Regions from separate parts of the Mus musculus genome. Here all the other regions are linked to region 1. The links are chromatin loops, found by intact Hi-C in ENCODE. Cell type or tissue: left cerebral cortex. All regions are shown on one strand.

What was found. A loop is a pair of places that touch in the nucleus more often than their neighbours do. Peaks named below come from ENCODE experiments on the same cell type or tissue, not always from the same donor. Only the 100,000 strongest peaks of a DNase experiment are listed, where the experiment ranks them.
Region 2: it touches region 1 in a loop (2.6-fold over the local background); 2 of 42 quality-filtered maps call a loop at or near these places.
Region 3: a loop joins it to region 1, with 5 times the contacts of the local background. A loop is called at or near these places in 2 of 42 quality-filtered maps.
Region 4: it touches region 1 in a loop (2.3-fold over the local background); 2 of 42 quality-filtered maps call a loop at or near these places.
Region 5: a loop joins it to region 1, with 2.6 times the contacts of the local background. A loop is called at or near these places in 2 of 42 quality-filtered maps.
Region 6: a loop joins it to region 1, with 4 times the contacts of the local background. A loop is called at or near these places in 9 of 42 quality-filtered maps.
Region 7: it touches region 1 in a loop (2.7-fold over the local background); 2 of 42 quality-filtered maps call a loop at or near these places.

The regions. Positions count from the first base shown.
Region 1 is chr6:98,510,930-98,514,929 of GRCm38, reverse strand. No RefSeq gene overlaps it. Among named protein-coding and RNA genes, the nearest start is that of Gm32783, 4.7 kb to the left of the region's middle. In left cerebral cortex, no CTCF peak of the experiment used is centred here; DNase peaks (open chromatin) are centred at 364, 698 and 1,503; H3K27ac peaks cover 1,051 bases.
Region 2 is chr6:98,417,157-98,421,156 of GRCm38, reverse strand. The region is part of intron 1 of Gm32646 (a long non-coding RNA gene); the gene reads right to left. Among named protein-coding and RNA genes, the nearest start is that of Gm32646, 16 kb to the right of the region's middle. In left cerebral cortex, no CTCF peak of the experiment used is centred here; DNase peaks (open chromatin) are centred at 1,642 and 2,019.
Region 3 is chr6:98,381,595-98,385,594 of GRCm38, reverse strand. No RefSeq gene overlaps it. Among named protein-coding and RNA genes, the nearest start is that of Gm32646, 19 kb to the left of the region's middle. In left cerebral cortex, a CTCF peak has its summit at 2,003 (motif pointing right); DNase peaks (open chromatin) are centred at 226, 977, 1,999 and 2,764; H3K27ac peaks cover 1,782 bases.
Region 4 is chr6:98,392,995-98,396,994 of GRCm38, reverse strand. No RefSeq gene overlaps it. Among named protein-coding and RNA genes, the nearest start is that of Gm32646, 7.8 kb to the left of the region's middle. In left cerebral cortex, no CTCF peak of the experiment used is centred here; a DNase peak (open chromatin) is centred at 2,192.
Region 5 is chr6:98,248,914-98,252,913 of GRCm38, reverse strand. All of the region lies in intron 2 of Gm765 (predicted gene 765), which reads left to right. Among named protein-coding and RNA genes, the nearest start is that of Gm32535, 7.4 kb to the left of the region's middle. In left cerebral cortex, no CTCF peak of the experiment used is centred here; DNase peaks (open chromatin) are centred at 1,348 and 1,933; H3K27ac peaks cover 1,648 bases.
Region 6 is chr6:98,130,995-98,134,994 of GRCm38, reverse strand. No RefSeq gene overlaps it. Among named protein-coding and RNA genes, the nearest start is that of Gm32592, 92 kb to the left of the region's middle. In left cerebral cortex, a CTCF peak has its summit at 1,872; a DNase peak (open chromatin) is centred at 1,873.
Region 7 is chr6:98,287,211-98,291,210 of GRCm38, reverse strand. All of the region lies in intron 2 of Gm765 (predicted gene 765), which reads left to right. Among named protein-coding and RNA genes, the nearest start is that of Gm32535, 31 kb to the right of the region's middle. In left cerebral cortex, a CTCF peak has its summit at 1,895; DNase peaks (open chromatin) are centred at 2,686 and 3,496; H3K27ac peaks cover 1,830 bases.

The sequences.
Region 1 (4,000 bases):
TCATAGGAAAGACACCCCAAGTGATTGAGAAAGTGGCTCAATGGTTCATGTCATTCCCCAAATGTGGGTCCTTTCCCCTTCACTAGCTTTTAATCTCGGCAGCCTCAGGACTGTGTGATGGATGCTTACATTCCCAGATCGAATGTTCCACGAGGCACATTACCAGCCAGCAAGGGATGCGTGTTAGTGAGAAAGAAGGCAGCTTCACTTCCAGCACACTCCTGCAAATCTGAAAGCAGAGGTGTCTACCTTGGCATTAGTAACAAGGCTATGTAGGCAGCCCAAGCACAGTGGCTTCTCCAGCCTTCTCTTGCTCTGTTGGCTGTTCCCGGAGCCTGCTTTCCTCCGTGGCCCTGCAAGTGAGTGAAGGGGAGGTGATGGATGTGCTGGGATCAGATGGAGAGGTGGAGCCATCTGCCCCAACTCCCAAGTTATTTTTGGCGCAGTAGCTGCAGCTTTGGTTTGCGCCTTTTAACAGTTCATTTAACTGAGGAGGAAGGAGTAGATGCTGAGCTGGCGGGGACCCGGGGTTGGGGAAGGTTTGTTCCCTCTTTTCTGACTGTGCTCTTCACACACTCTTTCTCAAAGGCACTTATTCATTTATTTATTCCCCAAATCTTCCGTTGTCCTTACTTTTTCCATCAAAGGATTTTTCTCTCTTGTGGATGGCTACGGAGTCAGGTCTTGCCAGCATTGAGTTCAGGATATTTACCACCCACTACTGCTTACTCATGTTATTTTGAATGATCAAGACACAGTGTCTTCTGGGTTATTCTTGTTGCATTTGAGCGATGTCCAAAAATCCTGGGTTTTCTTCCCAAATCTCCAACACCACAAGTAGTCCCTGTGAATAGCTTTGCTACAGTCTTCTTCTTCTTCTTCTTCTTCTTCTTCTTCTTCTTCTTCTTCTTCTTCTTCTTCTTCTTCTTTTCTTCTTCTTTTCTTCTTCTTTTCTTCTTCTTCTTCTTCTTCTTCTTCTTCTTCTTCTTCTTCTTCTTCTTCTTCTTCTTCTTCTTCTTCTTCTTCTTCTTCTTCTTCTTCTTCTCCTTCACCTTTAAACATTGTTTGACAATTTTCTTTCCTTCAATATATTGTGGGAGGAGGAGTGGGTGGGTGGAGTCTTTCATTCTTGAGTTGCATTAAAATTCGTCTTTATTCTCCAACTTTCGCTTTTCTTCCCTACCCTTTTCTCCACCCTTGCACTCTGTGCTCTGTCCCTTTAAAACCATAACCCTGGAATGAGGTTTAAAATAGAGATGTAGGGAAGATAATGCAGCATTGGTCTGTTGCAGACATGGAAGAGGACTCTGGGAGAAGAGAGTGTTCAGTGGCACGGGTGATAGATGGGAGGGGGAGCCCTGAGACTTAGGGCTTCTGTCAATCACACTGAAGTAATTATGATACCACATGGAAACATGCAACTCTGCAAGCTAACTAAAAAGAAAGAACTGATTTTCCCGAAGAGACAGAAGTCCCCTTTGCACCATGTGAGTCAGCTTCTCTTCTTGGCTCCTGGGGAGTCACATGACTTCAGCCCACACTGCTTGTTGCCTTCCTTTTCAACAATGCAGTTGGATCCCTACAGAGAGATTCGCTTCACTGTTTTCCTGGGTTCATGACACAACTGTATGTTAATCTCTCTCCCAGCTACCTTCTGTTTACATTGTCTTAATGACATTTCCCCTTAAAACCTAAATAGCAAGAACAATAAAGAAAAGGGCTTTCAATTTGAAAGAGCAAATGCATATCTAGATAGAAAGTAAAAAAACAAACAAACAAAAAAAAACCAACAAAAAACTTGCTTAGAAGTTATTTGTTGCTATGATAGTCATGGACTATGGAAAGATATATTTAAAAAAGTCAGCGCTGGAAAAAGAAAACACTAATAAAAAGAGCTCCTAAGAGCAGAGTGATATTACCACAAAGGAAAAAGTATGCCTTAATCAATTCACACACACACACACACACACACACACACACACACACACACACACACACACACACACACACACCATTACCCAGGTCACTTTCTCAGGTGTAATTTCATCCATTCAGCTCAAATGTAGCCTTAGGGCCCTGCTCAGCTCATGTCCCTGAGCAGGAAAAGACATCACAGTTTGTAGATCTGGACCAGGAAGGAGAGATGAAATCTCTGTGGTTACAGGTACTTACATTTTTATTTGTGAAGGTCAGTGGTCTGTAGATGATGAGTCACTTTCCATGAGGGCTCAAAGGCACTTTTTTCCCATTATTATTAGTTATGTTATTTATTTACAATGTAAATGTTATCCCTCTTCCAGGTTCCACCTCTATGAGCCCCCAACCCCATATCCCTTCCCTTTGCCTCTGAGAGGGTGCTCCCCCACCCTCATCCACTCTACCTCACCCCTCTAGGGTACCCCTTCTCTGGGTCATCAAGCTTCCACAGGACCAAGCACATCCCCTCCCACTGAGGCCAGACAAGGCAGTCCTCCGCTAACATATATATCGAGGGCCATGGACAAGCCCGTGTATGCTCCAAAGGTACTTTTAATGTACCTGTTCCGTCCATTGGAAGCTCTGGAAGGAAGCTGTTGTGTGGTTGACCAGTGAGAGGCCCATGGCTTTGACTATCTCAAGTCAGGAAGAGCAGAGCCACAGGGTTCAAATGTGAACACCAATGCTGGCAAGGACAGTATGACCCAAGGGAGACACAAGGATTCCCCTATGTTCACTTTCCAATAAACTATCAATAACAAAGCATCCGTAGGATGACTGAGCATCAAGGAAGTTGATGGCTCTCAGAATGGATGGTGGGAAAAATCATCCTGTACCTGGATGGGTACCATGGATGAGGAAAGTGGGCCAGGGACATGATGCTGACACACCGTGAGCCTGCTTGAGACAAAGAGGAGTAGTTTTGCTTTTCTCTACAGGCAGCTGTTCCTTTCAGCTCTACTCAGTATATTTTTGCCCCAGTAGGGGGAAAAAAAAAAAAAACCCTCAGACCTGGGATTGCCAGATTTTCCGGGAAGCTGGAAATCCGGGCTTTTATGTGAAACCTCCCAATTTTTACTTTTTGGCAATTAATTCAAACTTAAAGCATGGCGAAAGCCAAAGAAAACACATCTGCAGCCACACAGGCCCCAGGAGCCTCCCGCAGTGACCTCTGATGTATGCGAGCATGTTTGTAACAGAGCCTGCCTCATTATAGCTATTCCACAAATATTTGTCTCATCTTTTCCTTGTCATACCCAACATGAGAAAAGAAAAATAACCAATCTGAGTGTTTCAGACAGTCACCCGACTCCTCAGGTTTAAGGAACTGATTTATGTCTTAAGCGGTAGGTTAGCATGTTTAGTCTTAGTCACTGTTATGGTAAAATGCTTAACTTTGGGTATAGGTTGTACTTTGGAAAGTTTAATTGGGACCTCTGGATTGGTAATGGAAGTTTAAATTTTTGACAGAAGACAGACAGACAGACAGACAGACAGACAGACACACACACACACACACATACACACAAACACACACAAAGGACCTATACACTTGTGACTCATATTAAGGAAACTTTTTTAGATTTCTCTACCTTTTTATTATTAAAAAAATTAACAGCTACATACATTCATGCACATTCAGCATGTTTGGCCTGTATACACACTGTGAAATGGCTAAAGCTATCTCACGTATGTATTACAGTGTGTGTCTATATATGAGACTTAACATCATATTCCTTACAGATGTTCCAGTATAGCTATGTTTTCTAAATTGCAGTCACTGTGAGGACATAGAGAGGAGTCCTGTGAATTCATGTATGATGCTTAACAGAAATTTTGTGTCTGTTGCCCAAGATCCCTCTAATCTCTGATTTCAAGCTTGCTGGGAACCACAGGAAACTCAGTCTTCTCCATGCAAGTGTGAATGAGTTCTTCTGATTCCAGGGGTGCCCTAGATACTCCCCCATTGCCTTCAGAGGAGCTGGACCTAGCTACAAGAGCTGCATCTTCAAGCCACTCCCCC
Region 2 (4,000 bases), 94 kb after region 1:
AAAAAAGATTTTTGTCAATAAACTTGCTTTGAGCTTTTTCAAAAAGGAAACCTAAGCTAAAAAGGTATAATTCTTTGAGCAAGGAAATGATCCTTAAACTAAATTGTAACCACATTTTTAATGTTTTTGAATTGAAAATAAGAGAAAATAAGTAGGAAAAATTATTCCAGGAGAAAAGCTGAGAAGAAAATTATGGAAAAATCAGAGTTAGGAATTAGCAATGAATTTTTTTTTCTTAAGCTGGGCCAGTAACATAGCTCAGTTGGTAAAGGGATTGGCTTGGTGACCTGAGTTGGATTCTACAAGGTGGAAGGAGAGAATAAACTTCCTCAAGTTGTCCTTGAGTCCACATGCCCACATGAAAAATATTAGATTGCGTACACATTCACACATAAGTGAGTAAATATAATTAAGTTTTTTAAAGAAAAAATTAGCTGATTAGTAGTTATAGTGCATGCTTATTTTTTGTTAGTTGGAGAAAACACTAGACAACAAGTCGATCACAGAATTATTCTATTCAAATTCCTAAGGTTCATTTATTATCCAAAGAACATTGGTCTGGGGTACAAGAGACTGCCTGATGCAAGAATCAGGCAAGGGCTGAAAGGGAAATTTGCCTTCTGAGTTTCAGACGTTCCCTAGCGTCACTCAGTTGCTCAGTTCAATGCATACACAGTTACTGGGTGGCACAGACAGTGAACTTCAGTCTCCCTCCAACTCTTCTCTCTTCAATTACACAATGATCCCCAATGCTCTCCAGAAACACATTTGTCTACTTGGACTCCAGTGTGTGATGGAAGATAAACTTCTGCTTACCGCAAGAGGGCTTACCGCAATATGTTAATTGTCAGTGCAGACAAGAAAGGGGTGTCACGGCAAAGATAAAGGAAACCAAAGAGTGAAGGAGAAAAACAGTAAGGCTTTGGAGCAGCCTTGGTGACTTGGGGTCCAGGCTTGGAGAGTTACAAAGTCTCTTTTGAGATTCTAAATGACTATTTCCGCAAGTTCCCTCAACTTTCCCTAGATTAACGTTTTCTAAATAACAGTGACAATGACTCATGTCCCAAATTCTGACGTCTTGCAATATTGGTGTGCAATGTCTAACACTACATATTTGTTTGATGAACTTATTTTTTCTTGCTTTTGAAAATATTTTATTCATTCCTTGAGACTTTAATATAATATATTTCAATCATTTTCACCCGCAATTCTTCCCCTTTCCTTGATGGAGGGCTGAACCAGGGATCAAACCCAGGCTTCCAAATGCTGAGCAAGCACTTCACCACTTCAAATCTCAAAGGAACATTCTCTCTGTCAAATCAAGTCTCTTTACAATTTTATCTTACCTGCAGGCGTTATGGCTTTGACTGATATACAACTAATTCACACAGAACCAAGTTTTGCTTCTTTTGTTAGCTATTTCATACTTCCAGCCTTATCTTACACTTAAGAAACTTCATGTTCAGAAATGTATACAATTTGCCCTGGAGGATACAACTCAAATTTGAATACGAATGTGCCATGTGGTAAAGTTGCCCTCTAAAACCTGAAATTAACTTTGAGGATGTTGTGGAAAATGAGGGGATGGGCTTGCCAACCAGCAAAAGGAGAAACGCGATAGAGAAGGAGTTTTGGATGATTGCTTAATCCAAGCAAAAACAGTTCAGTGTCTATTTCCATTGTAAATTTCCCAAGTCTAAAAAAAAATGCAAGGTTCATATAGTTTCCTTCAGATGCTTCAAGCTTTGAAACAGAATGAGGCAAAGAGTCACATTTTCAAAGGCTTGCAGAAAAATGAATTAAGGTCGACTTCTCATTAGCCTGTGTCTATTTTTTTTCAGTCTATTAACAGTGTACATAAGGGTCGACATTCCACAAAGCAATATAAACCACATTTTATCACAGGCTCGTAATTTTGGAATTAGAGAATTTTGGCTCCAAAGCTTTAAGGCTGACAGATAGCTGTAATAATTCCAAAAGGAATCTAAATTTATGTGTGTCTGAGCAGAACATCCAGCATTTACATTTTTCAACGACGCACTCCCTATGTGGCGGATGAAGTGAAAAGTCAAAATCTAAGGGATGAGCATAAAATGTACAGGACATCTTTAGGATACCCAAAATTATGAAGAACAACTTCCGGTCACATAAAACCCATTTTATGGTGTATGCTTACAATACAGAAAGAGACTCTTTCAGGAAACTCCTCCAGCTACTTAAACTGCATGCGTGCACACACACACACACACACACAGAGCTAAGGAACACAAAGATGTGTGTTGTGGAAAGGAACTCAGTGCTAGGCATGTGCTGTGTTTGACTGAACTGTTAAGAAAGATGACACTACTTTAGAATTTTACATGCTGATTTGTCAAAGAAACCAGATTTTCTAAATCAAAAAACAGCTAGAAATACATGTTAAGATAGGATCTACAAAATCACTTCAAATCCATTTTGGATGAAAAGGCTAATTTACTTTAGTCTAAAAACACACAGAAAACATTATTCACTCCCAGAAGAAATCAGTAAAGATGACTCCAGGATGAAATCAACACAGGGAAATCGCATGTTCTTTTTACGTGGCAAACATATCCAAATCTCTCATGGGCTAGAACGATCCTTCATTCTTCTGTTACTATCTGCTTATAAACCCTATCATCTTCCCCAGGTGATGATCCTGTCTAAGTGGTGCACATCACAGATGGACTTCTAGAAATTTTGTTTTGAGGCAACGGTCACTTCGTCCACTGTTATTTAATATTATTTTTGGAATTTCTGGATAATCCAAAAAAGAAAAACGATATCACTATTACAAAGAAGGAGATAAAATCATAAATATTTGCTAGGAGCTCAGAAAAGCTAAGAAAATTGGACTTAATAAACATTCAAGATTATTACTCATAATAAAAATGGGCAAGTAAAAGATTAGATTACAGTATTACATTTTGTCTAATATATCAGCACGTTATAACAAATTATTCTGCTGTAAAGACTATCAGATGAACTCGCCTTTCCCCAGTGTTGAGGACATAAATTAGAACCATGTTTCTTAAAGGTAATTGGATCATACATATTAGATATTTATATTTTGGATTCAATAATTTTGCTTTTAGCATTTTTTCTAAGAAAATTGGATCATGTAAAAGTGAAATAGAATAATTTCACATACACACATGTGTGTATAGACACATCCAATGTTCATTAAAAAGTATATATGTGTATATACATATACAGATATATGTATATATGTATATACACACATATATTCTCTTGAAATATTAAAATCATTGTAAAAAAATCAGTATTCTAAGGAAGTGTGATGTGTATGTCACATCCTTCCTTCCATAGCTGGGGATCATTCTGCGAGAGAGATCAGAAAGATTGTGAGAGCCAGAAAGGGTAGATGACTTCTAGAAAAAAATGTGTTCTCCAGACACAAGGGAAGGTGCACATACAAACTCACAAATACTGTAACAACATGCACAAGACCCGTGCAAGTTCAAACCAGACAAAATTCTAGCACAGAGTGGGAAAGTGGGGCAGGAAGTCCTACTCCTAGTTGAGGACTTATTGGCATTTAGTTGCTTCTGGAAAAAGGAGAGTCAGTTTTAATAATGTGGTTGGCTACACTCCAGGGCATGCCCCACTCCCAAGAGTAGTTTGGCAACACAAACTGGACTCATTAAGAAAATAATTAAAAAATCTCAAAGTTGGACAGATAGTGTGGTGAGAGTGAGGAAAGTAGATATGAAAGTAGTGAGAGGGTAAGAATGATTAAAACTTTATGAAATCTTCCAAAAATAATAAAATTTTTTAAAAAGAATTTTATAAAATACATTAAAATTGTTTCTGATATGCTAGTAAGCTAGGAATTGAATATAAAATTTAGTATGTAGCAATATTCACATCTTGACTCTAAAGAACTGACATTTGGATCTGGAGATGGCTCAGTGGGCAAAGTGCTTGCCACACATGTAGGAAGACAAGACTTCAGAGTCCT
Region 3 (4,000 bases), 130 kb after region 1:
ATCATTTCCCCGAAGAGGATTCTGGAAACATGAACAAAAAACGATAGCCTACAGACAACAAAAATGTATCCTAAAATGCTGGGGGTGGGGGGGTGGGAAGTCCATTCTAGAGTGTCTCGACAGCACGTGCAACTTATTAGAATTCTGGGGAGACACACTCTAGAAATGTCACGCAGCATCCTTTATTTAGCCAATGTAATAAAAGCGCCTCCGTTTGCCCGGCACCTAAGTGGTCACTGTTCTACTTAGCCCTCACATATAACTGGGATAATGACTCATGAGGAGACTTCTGTAATTTTTAGCTAAGAAGCCATCTGTGCTTAAGGACCATGTCCTTACAGCCACAAATCCCAGGATTACAGTCCCAGCTCCATGATTGACACAGGGTTGGGTCACTCCTCTGAGTGAAATAGGGCTTACTTCTTCATTCAGAGTTAAATTCTCGATATATAATGTTTTGATATCCTCATTCTAAAATATGAATGTATAATTCTAAAGCAGCTTAGCAGTCAAAAAGTTCTCAAAAAATCTGAATGTTCTGAATTTATATTATGAAGTTTCATCATGCCCCAGTCTAAGAAGTGTTAGATGGTAGCATCTTAGTCAATGATTAAGCATTTATCTTACGGCATTCACAAAACTAAATCCAATTGCATTTCTAGCCTCAAACTCTACCTCCAGATTTATTTTTCAAATTTCAAATTAGTGTCAGAAATGTGTTAAATGAATATTTGTTGGCAGAAGTATCTGGAAAGGACAGAGGACATTTAGTTTGAGTTAGTGAATAACTTTGTGTCTCTATCGTCTGTCTGTCTGTCTGTCTGTCTGTCTGTCTGTCTGTCTGTCACTGTTTTTGCAATAGAAACATGACTTGCTTGCATAGTAAGCAGCTCCTATTGAAAAGAATGAACAGTCCTCACCCGTTACCCAGCACTGGAAACAATGCTAACTGAACCAAGGCGGAATCTATGAGCTGAATTCAGGAAACTTGGCACACGAGAGTCTTAACTCGAGCGCCAAGCCGTACAAAGGATAAGAATAGAATCAGATAATGTGGGAAACTATTTTTTTCTTTTCTTTCTATTAAATCTCCAGCTTCCCTTCATTCCCTCCCCATCTCCTACCATCGTTCTAATCCCCTTGTTTATGACAGAGACACTGAAGGAAGACGGTGAAGACAACAAAGCCCTAGGCTTTGAATAGCAAATGTACAACGAAAAATCTGTTTTCCTCACTAATTCAAATTTCTCCGAAGAAAGAGAGGATCTTCATAGTAAAACTACTCCAAATGACATGTTACAGTGGGATCCCCAAAGCTCACATTCACCATCAGCTCAGCCTTGGGTACTCATGTGTGTTCTTCAGGGTCTGGAAAGCCTTATTAACAAAGATCAATACATTCTCACCTAATCCATCCTGAGGTCTTAATGCTATGTAACCACTGCTTTCTCTAAAATAATTTTCTCTAAATAATACCAACAGTATATCTATAAAGTATCAGAAATAACATTAAAAGAGTCTTCTAAATATTTTCTTCAATATGGCTACCCAACTTGCCAAAGATGGGAAAGGGCTCAAGATAGTTTTAAATAATAGTAATACAATTTAATAAGGTTGCCTTTTTATTAGCTGCATTTAACCAGTCCTTCTGATCTCTCATATTATAATCAGCAGCTAAACAGCTTTCCTGTGCAGCTGTTGTAACCACCTCATTTAACATTAGGTATATCTTTTAGCTTAATTAAAGCATTCCTCTCTTTCAGTAATAGTAGATTGTTTTCAGTTCGCCCATTATGTGTAATTGTTTTCTTTGATCCATTCAAAACGTGGCTATTTTTCATGGCTAATTAAATCAACACTTGACCACTGCATTTAATGCTTAACTCAGTTTTATTTCTAATCTTGCACACCGGGCTTCTGCACATCCTATGTCTTGCTCATAACGTGAAGTTACTCACGGCCTCCAGCTTGTCCTTATAAGTAGAGGCAATGTGTATATATGAGGAATTCCAGCAGAGGGCACTCAAGCAAGAATAATCATTTCTGTAAGAAGAGAAATTGATGATGATGTTTCCTGATATTTCTTTTTTTTTTTCATTTTCAAATCAAATTAACATCAGAGTATGTGTGCATGAGTGTATAAGTGTGTTGGGGGCTGGGGTGGGCGGGACAAATCTATCCTTGGCGAGCCAACTCGTTTCTCACTTAACCTCTCTCTCAGCTGAATAAGAGCCACTGTGTGCACAAGATAAGAGACAAGATATTTTCAAAACACTCCTAGTATTAAAACCAAAGCCATAAATTCTGTTTCAACAACTGACATTTTTATCACTGTCTACTTTGGCTTCCTTTACATTTTATGGATTTCTTAAGGATAAGTCTCTATCATTCAGAAAAGTACTCAAACTTCTGAAGAGTGTTCCTTCTTGCCAAGACACTGCTAAACACATTCTAATGAAAAAGTATTAATATAAACAAAAGCAAGCCAGCATTAAATTTTATAGGGAAAAAACCCCAGAAGATATATTCCCTTTCTCTAGGAGGGACTGGAGATGCAGTTTCCTGCTTCTACCATATACAACCAGGGCAGGTCCAATGACTCGCTGTTTCCAGCCAGTGAGGTCTCCAGGACATCTTGTCAAGAAGGCCTAGTCAATGACCAAAAGCACTGATTAGGGAATCACTAGGTCAGGAGGCCTAGTCAATGACTAAAAGCATCGATTAGGGATCACTGGGTCAGGAGCATGGACATCCAGTGCCCTTCATTCCGGCACTTAGAGCTGTTAAACGTTAAAAGCTCTCCAGGAGGAAAGAACCAGGCTCACAGCCTTTGCCAATTTTCACAGTGTAAATTCTTCACACCATGGTAAATTTCAAACATGAAGCCGCTGAACTTGATGCGGGGCAGATGTACAGTCGCACATCACGAGATCACACTGCCAGCCCACCCTACAGTAGACACAAATAACTTCAAGGGCAAATGGAAGCAAAAATATAGGACGTTTTGAGTGTGTATTTCTGTTCTAGTGGAATTATTTAAATAGAAATTAGTGTAATTTAATTTTTGGTGATGGCTGGTTTTGACAAATGGTTGGTGAGACTGTTGTGAATTGTCAGTAGTTTGTAAGAGCTGAGTGTGCTACCCCATCAGTACAAAAGACCTTCTAGAACTTACAATTCAGAGAGGCAGACCCCGTGGCAAGAGTGAGAATCAACTGTTCTTTCTTTCATTTAGGGACCTTGATTTTTCTGAACACAGAAAATTGTTTCCAATTCATGGACTGTTTTCTCACTTTGAAAATTAATTTTCCTTCTACTAGATGCATTTTAAATATTTAATCATTTATGGTAATCCTCGTGGATTTTTTTATCACATCCATTACAGCTTAACTTTATGAAAATAATGGTATTTCTGAAAACATAACAAAATAAATATTAGACTTTCAAAGGGAGATATCACATTTATGCAGAGAAAACGATTTTCACTTTGGATAAGCAGGCATTGCCCTGAAAGACAATAATAAAAGAAAAAAATATTAGTAGCTTCTAGCCACACACCATATCAATTCTAGAAGCTTTATATTTTAGTCCTGTTTCCCAAAAGGTGTTTGAATGGGTTTAAATAACACACTAAGAACATGTTACCAACATCTCCTCATTGTGACCTTCTCTTTGACATAATCAGAGAACCTGAAACTGAATTTAAAAAAAAAATTTTTTTTTGAGGGGCTGGAAACTCTTTTCATGGCATGGTGCATAGCCAGCACCAATAACTAAATGAGGAAACAAATCAACCAAAATATAAGTGGATAGTCTCACTATGTAATTAAAGGTTGTTTCACCCCCACACACATGTACTTGAAATCCTTCAGAGCACACCCCAAGTCTTCTTGTCTTCCGTGAATATACAGCTCTGGTAATAGCACAGTCACCCTTTGAGGGCTATTGATTAACATCCCTCCACCCCAGTAATTTCCATTCTGTACCAACAAGCTCAGTT
Region 4 (4,000 bases), 120 kb after region 1:
TGTTTTTAAAAGAACTGTTGAGTTCCTTATTCAGTAGAGATTTCTGCTATCAGATATCAGGCACTAAGATGTTCACAGGGGAAGGAAAATAAAACCCTGGTTTTATCAGGAGACCTGCTGTAAAACAGCTGACTGAAGAAAGGCTGATAAATAGAGAGCAAACAAGGGAAAGAATCGTGAGCTATTAGGAAGGAAAGAAGAATGACAGAATAAATAAGTTAGGACAAGGCAGTTTCTGAATTATGTTTGTCAGCTGAAAAATTACATCAGTGTTTAATATGGTTCTGAGTGTACTTAGACACCACTAAGAAAAAGAGCGTGAGAATAGCCCTGAAAAGAAAGCCGGTTATGCTTCACCTCATGAATGACCACAGCCATAATCTGCTAAAGTCATGACATAAAAATATAATGACTAGAACAACGGCTAAGATATGCAAGATCAGCTATAGGAGCTTACATAAAATTAACTCTGTCAAAATTATTATTTTTTGTTTTGTTTTATCAAGAAGGATAAGAAATCCAAGCTACGTGATGGATAGATTTATATTTACAAAATACATCTCCAACTGCGAACTCATCCTAGAAAATCTAACAGTCAAATCTCAATATTAGCTGCAGGGATAGGTCTGGGAGGAGAAGAGCATACTGCTCTCGTAGAGAACCCGAGTTCAAGTACAAATGTCAGACAGCTCACAAAGGCCTTTCGCTCTAACTCCAGGCGATTCAAAGTCTCTGAAATCCCTAGGTACCCTGCACATGCACAAACCTAGGCCCCCCTACACATGCATAATTAAAAGTAATAAAATAAATAAAAGTAAGACTATTTCGCTTTACCCAACACATTAAAGAATAAACATTGCATAATTATATTGATTGGTACAGAAGAAAGAATTTTACAGGACTTAAGCCTATGCATACTGAAAGTCCTTAGCAAACTAGAGCAGAGAAAAACTTCTTCCACATGGTAAAGGTGCAAAAACCTGAAGCTAAAGCAGAACAAATAACGGGAAATTGGACTCACTGTCCTAAAATTAGGAGTAGTGTGAAGACATTCTCGTTTCTCTCTAATCTTATTCAACGATGTCTATGAAGTCCTAGATACTGAAATAAGACAAGAAGAGCATATAAGTCCCATGGCTTGAAAATGAAGACAAAAATGTACTTTAGTGCAAGATGACAAAATTACGTATGCAGATATTTCAGATTGCCCTTAATAGCAGCAACTATGTTTTTAGCAAATTGAAAATTGATGATTTTTCTGCCACATTCTAAAATCGCCTTCTTCATTTTCTGATATGTAAAGTAATGTAGAACCAGGCATGGTGGCTCACATCTGTAATCCTGGCACTTCAGAAGCTGAAGCAAAGGAGTTCTTTGAGTTCAAGTCACCATTGGCTACATAATGGTTTGAAGATAAGCATGGGCTATAGAGGGAGATTCAATCATTAAAAAAAAAAATCCAAAGTGATGAAAAACTGCCTTTATTAGTGGACAATGATTTTTCACTTAGCAAATCTCAAATATTCTATCCAAATACTTTTTGAATTGGTGAGTCAAGACAGCAAGGCTCTGGAATACCCGTTTACTATGTGAAAAATCAGTTGCTTTACAAATATGCACTACGCTTTCCCAATAAATAAGTCCATAAAGTATGGAAACAATATACTATTTATTTTGAGACAGGGTCTACTATGGTCCAAACTAGCTTTGAACTCACCATGGAGCAGAGGATGGCCTGGAACTCCTTATTCTCCAACCTCCACATCTAGAGTTTTGGGATGACCGCATGTAGAGACAGACACTCTTGGGTTCTGTAGTTGATGCTGGTTATAGTACCAGATATACACAGGCTTAAATTTAACAAGGTATTCCCAACCCTTTGTGCATCAAAACCACGGTGAAAGAAAACAGGATCTAAATCATAGAAAGATATTCTGTGTCTATGGATTGAAAGACTTAACATCACCTCTCTGAAGAACGGATTCATAGATTCATCATAACTCCAGAAACAAATTAGTAAGCAACTGTGTGAATGTTTATACTGATGCTGAAGTTTCTCCAGCAGAAAGAAAATCGACTGGGCTGACAATGCCGTACTGAAGAAGAAAGTTGGGTGACTCGACACTGCAATATCAGAACTCGGCACAGGACTACATTGATCTAGTGTCATGGTACTAGTGAGAGAAGAGACCCAGGGAGTAATAGGGCATAACAAAGAGCTCATTGAGAGAGCCAAACAAAGACAGTCCAGTTCGAGATGATGAAGACACAAAAGGAATTCAGTTAAAAAGGAGAAATATCCCAGCAAATGCTGCTAGAAGATGGGTGCTTCCCTGTGTGCACACAAATAAAATGAGATGCAGATGTTAACTTCAGAAATATTAGTCCAAACATATAATACACCTAAGTACAAGCTTTTGGACCTCAAGAAGGAAACATTAGCTGAGCCAATGCAACCATGACTTTGAATAAAATACCAAAGGCACAGTTATGGGGAAATTTTGAAAAAAAAATATTCAAATTATAAATGAAAAAACTTTTTATTTTTATTTTTATTTTTTTTTGAAAAAACTTTTTAAAAAGCCCCCCCAAACCATAAATTTCAGCTTTTGGAAATATTTGCAGAAAATGTATATAATGGGATACTTATGCCCAAGCATATAAATTCATATATCTATCTATATCTATCTATCTATCTATCTATCTATATATATATATATACACACATATATATGCATTAAAACTAACAATAAGATATCATTTTAATTTTTAAACAAGCCAAAGTGTTAAACTTAAACCTCAATTAAAATATTTACAGAAAGGATATAAAATCATAAAAAGATATTAAACATTCTTAAAGTCAAGAAATGCAAGTTAAACTGTAAGAAATACTACATGTATATGTACAATGGTTAACATCTAAACTAAAAAGAAAGAAAGAAAGAAAGAAAGAAAGAAAGAAAGAAAGAAAGAAAGAGAGAGAGAGAGAGAGAGAAAGAGAGAGAGAGGTGAGAGGCTAAGAGCACATCACTTGTGATCTTATTTTTACAACTGAGGTTGCAGAACCACAGGGCTCCACTTCACTCCCCAGGGGAATGCAGAATGGCACTGCCACTCTGAGAAGCAGTTTGGCAATTTTTTACAAAATTGAAAACAATCTTAACATCTGATCCAGCAATTCTGTTTATAGGTGTTTATCTGACTTATTTTAAAAGTGATGTCTATATAAATGTTTACATATATATTTTTATGATTGACTTGTTGGATAATTGTTGGAACATAGAAACTGCCAAGATGCTTTCCCATAGGTGGTCAGATTAGTACACCTACCCTACATGATATCATTAGGTGACAGCATGACATGACTCATCTGGTACAAAGCAAAAGACATGGGAGAAAGCTAAACTGATGTTGTTAAGTAAATCAAGCCATTGTGAAAAGGCTACACATCTGATGATTCCAATTTCACCACACTTTTGGGAAAGGCAAAATTACTCCAAAGATCAGAGTTGCTCAGGTTTATGGGAGAAGGCATAGAGGATGAAAAAGATGGAGAGCAACGAATTTTTAGGGTGGCAAAACAACCTTGCACAATACTGTAGTAGCAGGTATATGACAAACTGTATTGTTCAAAACCTATCAAGTTTAACAACACAAAGAAAACACCTTATTATGTACAAATTAATAAAGAAAATCCAAGTGGTCAGAAAGATCTAACAATAAATGGAGAATGTGACAAAGCAGTTTTAGGTAAATTTCCCACATACAAAACCACCCCGCCCCCCACAAAAAGAATCAGGTCAAGTAAGTCTGGAAATGTATGAACTGCCAAGCGGAAGGCCAGAAAGTGGCACTTGATGGGATCATCTCATTATATAATGGTTCTGCCCAACTGGTTCATCTACAACTGAAATCTGCACCCAAGGCTCAGGAACACCAGTGATATAGGGCAGAAAGCCCAAGGGCCGGGGTGGGATGCACCCAGGAAATCTCAACAATA
Region 5 (4,000 bases), 260 kb after region 1:
CTTGATCTTGAAAGAGGAATCAATGGAAACTTCTAAATTACCAGTGGAAGGAGGGGGCCAGACAAAGACTAGTCTCAAGTCTAAATAAATGGAACAATGACCATACAAGGAAAAGAAATCCAGCCATGGGTTCTCCAGGGATAGGTAGTGTTACCCACTTCAGGGAGATGAAGGGCTTAGTAAAATAGGCTGTTAAATGGAAAAGATGTGACTGGTAACCAAAATAAAGGATACAAAGATCCGTTATAATCATGAGAGTGTGACTTGTGGTGACCACAGGCCTTTAAAGAAACTATACACTGTCATTTTTCTTTGAATTCTCCAGCGATGAATAACAACTGAAATGAAATTTACACTCAGCAAATGCAACCTGGCTGGGAACAGGCTCACAGCATAGATTTAGCGGCAAACTCCACAGAATCAACACATAAGTTATGAGTGTGGACAAATGCTACCTTAGATAAGGGGCTAGGAAAGAAGTGAAGGAGATAGGGGAAAAGGGAGAGAGGCAGGAAGGGAGGAAAAGAGGGAGGGAGGAAGGGAAAAAGGAGGGAAGGAGCAAGGGCCAGATCTTACATGAGTGGATCTGTAAGTAGAAACCAAAAAATGAATTAAAGGAGAAAGAACGAGTAAGTGAGAGAAATAAATATAAAAAAGAAGAGCTAGGGAAAAAAGATAGGGGAGGATTGTAAGGAAACAGAATGAAAAAAAAAAACTATATCAACAAGACTATGGTAAGGAGCCAGGTAGGAAGAACAGTTACCCATATTTCTTGAGTTATGGACTTAGAGAATATTTGGGCAAAAAATTTATCAAGTCACATTTACTGAGCAAAAATGAAAACCACTGAAATGTTTCCTTAATAATGTAGAGTAAATAAATGAATAGCTGCTGTCACATTGATTCATCTATTGCATGTGGGTGCTCAATAAATGTTAATTGAATTAAATTAATAACATTTGCTCAGCAGTAATAAAAAATTAATTAACTGTCTGTCTTACTGTTGCTTAGTTTATGCCCAGTAGTTCTTACAATTACTTCTAACCCAAACAGGGATTTTTCTATTACAGTGACTTTCAGGATACACTTTAATCTTTTTTTTTTTTTTTCTAAGAACTAGAGAGAAGCTCCTAATTTTTGTCCCAATTTTGGTTTGTATTTTAGGGGTGGAAATTTTATTTTCTTCAAGTTAATGTCAGGAACTATGTATAACATCCCAAATATAGTTTCACGGGTTCCTTATTTAATTCTAAAATACCAGCTCGCGCAAAGGATCGGATGCCACTTTTCCTTGTGTTCCTCCTTTTAGCCCATGCTGCTTTTTAATACTTTGGAGACAATGTCAAATAACACTGTAAAGGGAGAAATCTGGGGGAATTATTGTTAGCATTCCAGCTATAAAAAAGAAGGAAGCTGTCAGTAACATTCACCCCCCACCACCACCAAACCAAAAAAAAAAAAAAAAAAAAAAATGTGACTCACTTCAGATGTCAGAATTCTGGGTTGAACAGACTGGGTTCTGAATTCTGCGCGTGTCAGATGATTTTTTAATGCGCATCAGATAGTTCCCACTGGGGGATTAAAAAAATAAAAATATAAACAGAGATACAGAGTTAAAATAACTTTATGAATGGCAGTTTAAATTCTCCATAAAATCCTCTCTGTGCAAACCTGGTGTGCTCCAAATGGCTGCTTAATGTAGCAAACCACTTACATTCAAAATGCTATACTTAAAAAATGCTGTACTTAAAAAAGTTGTCGCAAAATTAAAAAGAGAATCATATACCACTTGGCTGTAAACTGTGCTCTCTGCATGTTTTTACATTCCAGTAACCTCTATCCAACTTTTTTGTTGTTGTTGTTACAGAATTACTTTGTGCAAAAGCAATTTAAATTACATGCAGTCTGACTGTGCGTGATGATTTGAACTGATTGTTAATGAAGTCTGCTAGGCAAAGAGCTGCTGCAATCTCTATAGGCATCGTGGTTTGCTATCAGCTCTCTCCTGAGCTGACTTTGAATGGACAACACACAGTAGCCGTTCTTCAAGTGTGCAAGAAATCAGCCATAATTTATCATGCAGAGAAAGGAGGTCTGTCGAGCTAAGTTATTTGCAAGACTGGCTTTATGGTATTAATGCATCTCAAGTCTTAGAGTACAGAGATATTGCTGATGTGTAGTCTCAGCCACTAAAAAAACAGCTACTTGAGATAGAGGCAAAGAATACATTAAGGACATGTATAATATTTATAAAAGACAAAGATAAGAACAAAGCTTTTGCAGTCCCTGAACTCAGATCTCAGTTGACTACAGCGGAGTCCTTGGGCAACTTACTAAAGCCCAAGTTCTAAACCTTGAGATTTCTCCTGCACTTGCTCAATCCAATTCTAATTCTAATAACTCACGTAAGATAGTACTAACTTTTACTTTCCCCAGGTCGTAAAAGAAGTCAGCAGCAACCTCTGTCTCCTAAACTCATTCAGACAGGTGTTTTAGCATGATGAGCTTGATCAGCAAGAATGTAAAACTCGATACATACCAGAGGCACACGTATACATGTGTTTTCATACAAAGCAATCGTTTTCAACCTGAGCAATTTTGTCCCAGGATAGAAATATGACAATGTAAACAGTAATTTTTTTTTTTATTATCATAGCTTAGGGAGACAAACTACAACTAAGTGTCTCCTAAATAGAAGATGATAAGGTGCCCTTATGTATCCATTGTCTGGCTCACAATCTTGACACGGCTAAGCAATTGAAGACAGTATTTAAATACCCATCTTAGTGGGAAGTGGCTCATGGTTGGATGTCTTTTATATCCAAGTAAATAAGGAAAGTAAACTTATTTTCACCATGACCATCACCAACATCATTGTGTTATTAACATGGCAAGTATTTCTTGAGTTGGAGGAGCCTAGAGTTTGCCAACATGTAATGCCAATTCTATTTCCACATTCAGCATTCAATACTACATTAATTGCTGTCAACAATAGATGTTTTTTCCTGAACCCCTACTTCTGCCAATCTTTTTTAGGGTGGATTAAACCACTACCAAGGGATTTAAAGCCAGCAGCATATGGGAAAGGGAATAAAAATTAAACATTGTCAAAAACCAAGGCTGTTTGGAAAATTGGAAAGAAACAAAAATGGCCCACGAGGACTGCATGTGGCAGACTGTTTGGTCTTCTTCCAGTTCAAGACTTCAGAAAGAGAGGCCATCTCAGGATGGGTTTTGAGAACCCCTGATTGACAAGTCTGTGGATTGATCTTTCTCTGCCTTCCCCTTCCCAAAAGCAGAACTCCTTAGAACTCCCAGACTCGTCTGCAGGTTGGATTGACCTGAGAAGTTTCAGTAAAGTCCTCAAGGGATGGTGATTTGGTGGGGCTGCTAGGGAGAATGATATTTGAACTTTTGAACAGGTCAGCAACTTTAGATTTCTCAGCTGATTGGATGCTAGAGATGTTTCAGAGAATCACATTCCTGTAAAAGAAAAGACCAATTGAAAACGGGCCATAAACATGGACTAAGAAAGAGTGGATTTCCCACACTGAGCTGGGTTTTCTTCTCCCGTCAGGTCAGCCTACCTCAAGTCCCCCAGTGAGCACTGCTGAGTCACCCAAGCCCTGGACTCTCTGGAGAATGGAATTCCTAAGCATGTCTTTTCCATCTCTCAACAGTTCCACCTGAGGATGCCCCTGGGACCAGCCTGGGGTGTGCTTAAGAATGTACTCATGGGCTTCCTCCTTTTCCATCGCAGGACTTTGTTTATAGACGTAGCTGTGTTAAATATCAAGCTGCCCTCCGGCTTTGGCCTCCCTCTGAAACAGCCAGATAGAACACAGCTTTTCTACACCTCCCCCCAGTTGCTAAGGTGTGCTTGTGATGGGCACATTGAATCCCAGTGTTCAGTCCAGTTTGGGCTCTACTTACAAACTTTGCTTTATTACAAGGATTGAGGTCATGAGCCTTTTCAACTTTCCCTTTGCCTCTTCAAACT
Region 6 (4,000 bases), 380 kb after region 1:
GTGTGTGTGTGTGTGTGTACTAACGGTTAGTCTCAGGCATCATTCTTTGGGTATCATTCCTCAAGCCTACCTTGTGTTTTTAGAATAGATCTCTCCTGGATCTGGAACTTGGGTAATTGGCAAGTTCCAGGAATCTACCTATTTCTACCTGCCCAGCACTGAGAATATGAGATTATAAATCCTCCCATACTGGGCTTTTCCATGTGACTTCTAGGAATCAGCATCTGGCCCTGATGCATACAAAAGGGGATATGCCAACTGCTCCATCTCTCCAACCATACTGTTTGTTCAGAGCATACATTTCTCTGCATATGAGACAGTAGAGATTAGAGAGGGTCATTTCCAAATCAAAGTGAAGTTGCAGAATGAATGCTGGTGTAAATCTTTATTCTTAGATTCATCTTTGGCATTATGGCTTCAGTGAGGAAGAAGTTTCTAAAAGCTCTCTAACCTCTTTTACTTCATTCAGAAACTTAATGTAGACAAAAGACAGGGTCCCAACAGGCAGGCACATGACATTCAACTGACAATAGAAGATTGTTATTTCCTCCAGATAAGCCCATAGCTTTAGCTATCTTTAGTTCACCATCTTCAGACTTCAGAGAAGAATACAGATTAGAATGATGAATCTGTGGTGTGCTTGTCCTATGAGTCTCTAACAGCAAAGAAATTTCTGGAGACATCACCATGTATTCTGTTTCTAATGTTGCCAGACATTACCAATAAACAGCAGTCCCAAGAGGCCCTTGGGTTTATCAGACTATATAACTCAAGATTCCTTACTCAACCTTGGAGTGGTTGCTTTCAATATGGCTTGACCACCAAATGTGGAAGGCAGTTGCGCAATGTCTCCGTGAACTGAGTTTGGATCAGTAGCCAAGAGTAAGTTAACTGATCCTCATCAATAAGGTTGTACTTCTGACCCTGTCTATATCACCAAGTCTGAAGACATTCATCTGGGTTTAGAAGGCAGATGTGCCCAAATGGTACACAAATTCACAAAAGACCTTGTGAAACCCCAGCTATCTGAAACCACTGTGTACTTGCTACTGCTTAGAGCTCTCTGATTCAGTGGAAAGATCTAGAAGGTACAAATACATAGTGTGAAAGCCCGCCATAACCTTTGCCTGAGTGCTTCACACACAGCCATGAGGACCCTCCACCAAAGTGCCTTGAAAGGGTGAGAAATTTGATCAGTCCATATTCAGCCTAATCAAAATGGAGCCCCTGTATTTTTCCACTCTGGGTTAGGTCACCCAATGACTAGCACAATAGGCAAAGGCATGCAAGGCATTCTGCCGACATATCCCGTTTGTAAACAGGGGATGATAGATTGATAAGCAAAGATGACCAGAGACCCCTTTCTTAGAGACTAACCTGAGCTACAGTTCCGCTTACACGTTAAGCCTCACTATAAAATTAATACGTACATTGATCCTGCTCTTTTTGAAGAAATTGAGGCAGGTAGACTTTGAATATGCTACTGCCTTCAAAATTTATCTAAGTAAATAATTATTTTGAAAGCTAAGATTTAGGCAGCTTTTGTATTCCACGTTATGCTAACGCCTGACAATTACTAAGTGTGGGTATCAGCTAGTGTTGTGGGGTTTTTTTTTTAAGTTTAATTTAAAGCAATTTGACATGGAAAGGTTATTACTTTAGTTGCCAATAAAAGCTGTACTTTTAACATAAGTGTACAGTAGGCCCTAGGGTATGTGACTATTATCTTTTCTGCAATTATGTGGTGTTCTACATAATGTTAAAAAAAAAACTTAAGAAATATCAAAAGTACTAACTTAGATAACCGTGTGCAAGTGGAATGCAGAAAGCAGGCTCTTCTCACAGGACATGGGGTGAGGTTTCCCCCTACAGCTTAGACAGAGAACAACACCAGCTGGCTTTGAATAAATTAATTCAAATGATATCTTCAAAACACACACTTAGCAACCAGAATATCGATTGCATGAACATTCTGTCTTTAGATGCAGTTGTTCAGATTCATAAGCTAAATGCCATTAACAGTAGGAGCAAGCCTCTGAACCAATTAACCTATTTTTCTGGAGATGCTAAGTTACCAAAATAAAAAGAACATTTCTCAGATGGTGTTTGCCATCCAAAGCTTTTCATATGTCCCAGAGAGAAAGAAAATAATCTCTTGCCAGTAATTGGGTAACTTTTTCTCTTCCCTTGATCTTTCAGAGAGATTGAGCTTGAGCAAAACAAAATGAAATGCTAATATTTTGTTCTTAAAAAAGAAGAAGACAGCATTAACCCAGCTCACCTGCCCTCACCCTCCCAGACTTATCTCAGAGGTGTTCATATTTAACTAATGGGAGAGATTCAAGAAAAGAGCCTGAAAACGAATTTAATCAATAGCTACTGTCAATTTTTCATTATTATGGGATATTCCTTTCCTATAATGAGAAATCATTCATGAAAAGTGAAGCCAGCAAAATGGAGACATGCACCCGGCCATCTGCCTAATAGAAGCATTTTGTCTATCAAAAGAGAGAGATGCGGGGCTGGAAAGGTGTCCTCATACTCCGTCAGCTCTGCCCATGTGAGCGGAAGTTATTTCTGAACAGTACTTTGAAAAAATATCACGCTCACCACAATTACTATTAGGGAAAAAAAGTATACTTAATGAGAGTGTTTACCCTTGACCTAAACACCTGTAAAAATCTTACCTTCTTTATCCAAAGAATCCAAAAACTATGGGTACTACCCACATGGGCACTGTCACTATGGACAAGTCAAAGCCCTTGAAGGCAGTGGGACTCCAGTGTCTATGAGCTAACATCTGGATGGAGAATGTCCCCAAAAGGCCTAGGAGTAAAAGGATTGGTTCTCAGTTACATGCTCTTGGGAGTTAGCAGAGACTTTGAGATACAGGGCCTACTGCAAGGTCTTTAGGGCAAGGGCTGAAACTGTATCTCATTTGTAGAGTTCTTGCCTAGTACACGGAAGGTCCTCATTCCAACTCTGGCACTACCGGAATAGGCATAAAAAAGGAACCAATGACAAGAAGTCATCTTGACAGTTCTTCAGGGCTAGCAGAACTCCATAATTAAAGAGTTGGATGTGTAGGTGTAAGGGCCTGAATTCAGATTCTCAGGATTCACACAAAAACATAGGAATGGCAGTAGATATGTGTAACCCAAGTGCTAGTGAGGGGGAGGAAACAGGCAGATCCTGGGGACCTATGGGCAAGCCATTCTAGCTGAAATAGCAAACTGTGTCCAGAGGGAGACCCTGTCTCAAAAAGTGAGGTAAAGGACATTAGGTGAAAATACCAGAAGTCAACCACTGGCCTCCATATACACACAAAAGAGCACCTGAACATACACAAATGCCACACACACACACACACACACACACACACACACACACAGAGAGAGAGAGAGAGAGAGAGAGAGAGAGAGAGAGAGAGAGAGAGAGAGAGAGAAGCAGACAGACAGGGACAGAGACAAATGAGAGAGACAGACACACATCAAATGTAGAGAGATGTATAATACATTATATTGTATTTTATTTATTAATGTATATGAAGATGATCACCAGAGACATTGTTCAAAGATGAACAGTGTGATCAACCATGGCTGGACTTGGTGTATCAATCAGATCTAAGATATCTTACTATAGTCATGGAAACCTGATTGATACAACAAGTCCAGCTTCTATGTATATAAAACATATCACCTTGGGCTGGGGAAGCAGTTGTCAGTACACATATTCTAAGTTCGAACCCTAATTTTCATTCCTAAGTCTAAGAACATCTATAAATTTGCTTATTCTCCATTTGACTAAGTTTCATTGTAAATACCTGGGATTAATACTCTCATTTTTCCAATAAAGTTGTAGACATTGAATGCACAGTAAGCATTTGGAACCCGACTCATAGTATAGTAATAGTATTACTATAGCTTTTGCTCAGACTCCTCTTAGCTTCCTCTTAATACACTCCTCTATTCTTGTTTAGCTTTTTGGAAAAACATCTCCT
Region 7 (4,000 bases), 220 kb after region 1:
CCGTAAAGCTACCTGAACCATTTCCTGGCCAGTCAATTCACTTCTACTCTCCATGTCCTTTCCCTGGAGTCACATGGGTGACCCTCAGCAAATGTCTTGCTGTATTGAGTAGGCTGACCTCCTACTCAGTAGTGTGTTTTTGTTTGCCTTGCCCTTGCATAGTGGTTTTGTTGTGTAGACCTTACACAAATAATGACCCTGCCATCAAACAGCAGCTTCAGCCTCTGGCTTACTTCAATTGTTAGATTTACCAATATCCCCTAATGTCAAGATATTGAGTTCTTTAGTTCTCTTCTCTTGAAAATCTTGCATTCCATCCATTTCTAATTAGTCATTAACACTTTCTTTATGCTCCTTGGTTATCTTTCGGTTGAATGATGGATTCCAGGATTCCCAACAGTGATCTCCCATTCTACTACTGTTCTTTCAATCTGCTGCCAGTGTGCTCACAGTTAATTTGAGCAAGTATTTTCCTGCTTGGAATTCTCCTTCCAGTGACTTACAACTCTCTAAGTGTTAAGATGTACTGATTTCTCAATTTCTATTTCCTGGAATTTCTTACAATTGCAGTCTTATACTCCAGCCAAATTAATCTGTTCTTAACGGTCCTTCCAATGTATTGTGTCAATGCATGATGCATGATATTATGGTTTTGTGGGTTTTTGTTTGTTTGTTTGTTTGTTTTTCAAGACAGGGTTTCTCTGTAGCCCTGGCTGTCCTGGAACTCACTTTGTAGACCAGGCTGTCCTCAAACTCAGAAATCCACCTGCCTCTGCCTCCCAAGTGCTGGGATTAAAGGCGTGTGCCACCATGCCCGGCTATGATATTAGGTTTTATACTAGAGATTCATATGATATTTTTATTATAATGTTGCACAACCATTTGTTTGTGTGTGTGTGTCTCATCAGATTCTATGCTGAAGACTGTAAGTCACAACCTATGGCTTGGTATTCTTTATATTGTGCTTCAGTATAATAAGCCCTTGCCTATTCACCCATTTCCTTCGCCATTTAACTTCCTAGCTTTTAAATAATAAAAACAGACTATATTAACTTGCTTTAGACTCTTATTTTGATCATTTTAGAAGCAAGTTCTACAAAGAACAAACACAGTCAGAATAAAGTCAAATGATAATGACTAAGGGAGGGAGACACTGGATACTGGTAAGTGGGAAGGTCATAAATTCTGAGTTTTACAAGAGATATGCTGTCATATATTATTTTATAATACAATGAAATTATAGCTTGGGTTTATGATGCAAAAATTAGTATGAAGCCCAGGGTAAAAGATTCTATACTTTCTAGACAATGTGTGACTCATTTAATAGAACATAGATATCACATGATAAAGAAGATATATGAAGTATCCAAGAGTATACTTCTTGAGTATACCTTTTAGAGCAGACTTAAAAAGGACACCACTAATTTTCCACATGGGATGCAATTGCAACTGTTCCTACCATTGTAAAGAACACTTGCCTAAGAAGTGTTAGCTCTATCTTACTGATAACGTGGTGCTAAATTCTGACTGTGAGCATGCTGAAATGAAGATTAAGTCACAGAAGGAGCATTGTCATGTCTGGGGAAGGTAAGAGTAAAGGACTTTAAATGGAAGGAGAGAAAATGAATACAACAGCAACCAGGGTTTGTCTCCCTCTATAATCAGGCTCCCAACAGGTACAGTGCCATGTACCTTCTCTTAGTTTGGCTCACAAGTTTAAACATAAAATATGGAGCATTATGTAAATTTAAAAAACAATGCATATATTATTAGCATCAAGTATGCTTCAGATATTGTTATATATACCTAGATTGTTATTAAATATAGTATTAAGCCCTATACATGGCCCCAGGCATCTTTTTTTTAAAGATTTATTTATTTATTATATGTAAGTACGCTGTAACTGTCTGTAGACACGTTTTCTTCTTACTCCAGCCCCGCTCACTCGCTGGAGCTATCTTCAGATACCCCAGAAGAGGGCATCAGATCTCATTATGGATAGTTGTAAGCCATCATGTGGTTGCTGGGATTTGAACTCACGACCTTCAGAAGAGCAGTTGATGCTCTGAACCATTGAGCCATCTCTCCATCCCAGCACCAGGCATCTTTATCTAAAAACCTACTTGTCATTAAGAAAAGGTTCAAATTTGAAGGTATATTTTGTATTTTTATTTGATGACCCTCCCATCTTGAGACTCTCCACTTTGTCTTCATAATGTGTCATTCTAAGAAACACAGCAGACTGAACAATAACTGGGTTACTGAAAAACAGGACAGCCTAATCTTCGCTGCATAAGCAAGAATATGACTTTTATTCTTTTTTCGTAAATGTGTAAAAGTATCAAAATATGATTTTTCTAAGACTCCTGACACTGTCAGTACTTTTTAATGGTTGCTGTGTTCCCCAGAATATCCTCATACACTCTGGGTACTAATAGTGTATAGTGAACTTTGCTATCTCTCCGGGGATAAAAGAGCTTGCTCTCTGCCTATCTACACATATGTATTTAACAATGCATGTTATTGTTACGTAAATGGAGGCTGTTGTCAATTTCAGTGTGCTGCCATATCAAAAGAACAAAGCAGGCAGGAAGATCAAGAGGATGATCTAACATATGCACACTAATAACAACGTCAGTGTCCTAAATGGTGGTTGGCAGCCCTCTCCTGCAGAGGTTGTTTTAAACAGCATCAGTCGACAAAGTGGTGCAAACACACAGGCTGGTGACAGGGAGAACACATTTTAAACTGTCAACCTTTCTGCTGTCCTTTGAATGAATAGCAATTACATAACTGGAAGAACCTTATTTTGCATTTGAAAAAATATATATAAAGCAGTTTGCAAAGTGTTATGCAAGACTCTGTCTTCTAAATTCTTTGCAGAAATTCAGCACTTATTTTTAACTGTCATCTCTCTTTTTTTCCTGTTGTTACCTTTTCTCTTGGTAAGGTCGGTATCAGTATTAAGTAGTTCAGAATTTAAAATGCTTTCTATTTAAATTATTAACAAATTCGTTTCTAGAGAACACCGGTCGTTAACTGCACTCGAAGTCCAGTTTAGAATTTCCTCAGTTCCCCGGGCTTTTCCCTCCGTCAGAATTACAACATGAAAAGACTTAGCTGATTTTCAACTATTTTGTTAAAGTTTTAATCTGTTTTTGTCTTAAACGACGAAGAAAGAAAATACTAGCTAAAATAATTTCATATGAACAAAATTTTATTGGGTCTCCTCCTTCCCCAGATCTCCATCTTCTTTGAAAATCATTTTGGAAGAAAAAAAAAGAAGAAGAAGAAGAAAAAAAAAACTCTTTAAAAATGCAGACTTGACGCCAAGAGAAATACATTGCTGGTACCCTAAATAGTTAATGTATTTTCTAAATGAATGATTTAAAATAGCTATTAAAGGAGAGGAAATGAGCTTAGGTTTCTAGTAATGACTTCTCCTCTTCAGAACGAAATCTGTAAATCCCTGATTGCGATGCCAAATCCCCCAAGGACCAGCAGTGCTGGGACCGAGGCTCACTGGCTCCGTGTTTAATAGCTCCAGATAAGTAGCGTGATTTTTATATATGTAATTTGGGAGAATATTCAGAATTTATAGTCCTGGAGACAATTTATGAATGAATTCCCTTTTGAAAGTACATTATCCTAAAAATCAACTATTCCACCCAAATTGTAAGCAGAGCATATAGGAATGTGAGAAACCTGGGTATAAATGCAGGGACATATATGTGTATGTTCATATATGCACACACACACACACACACACACACACACACACACACACACTCACACACACACAATATGAGGACCATTTTATCTACAAGAGCAAAATGATTCAGTCTGGGATTGTTAATAAAAACGCATTTCTAACCATCACATTTGAGTCTATTATTCTAAGTTAATTGCATTTGCCCTAAAGAGACTTACAGCTGGCTGTCAGCCTGTTTGTGGCAGTTCTGTTTCACTCATCAGTCAATCTTGTCTCCGCTCCCTTTTT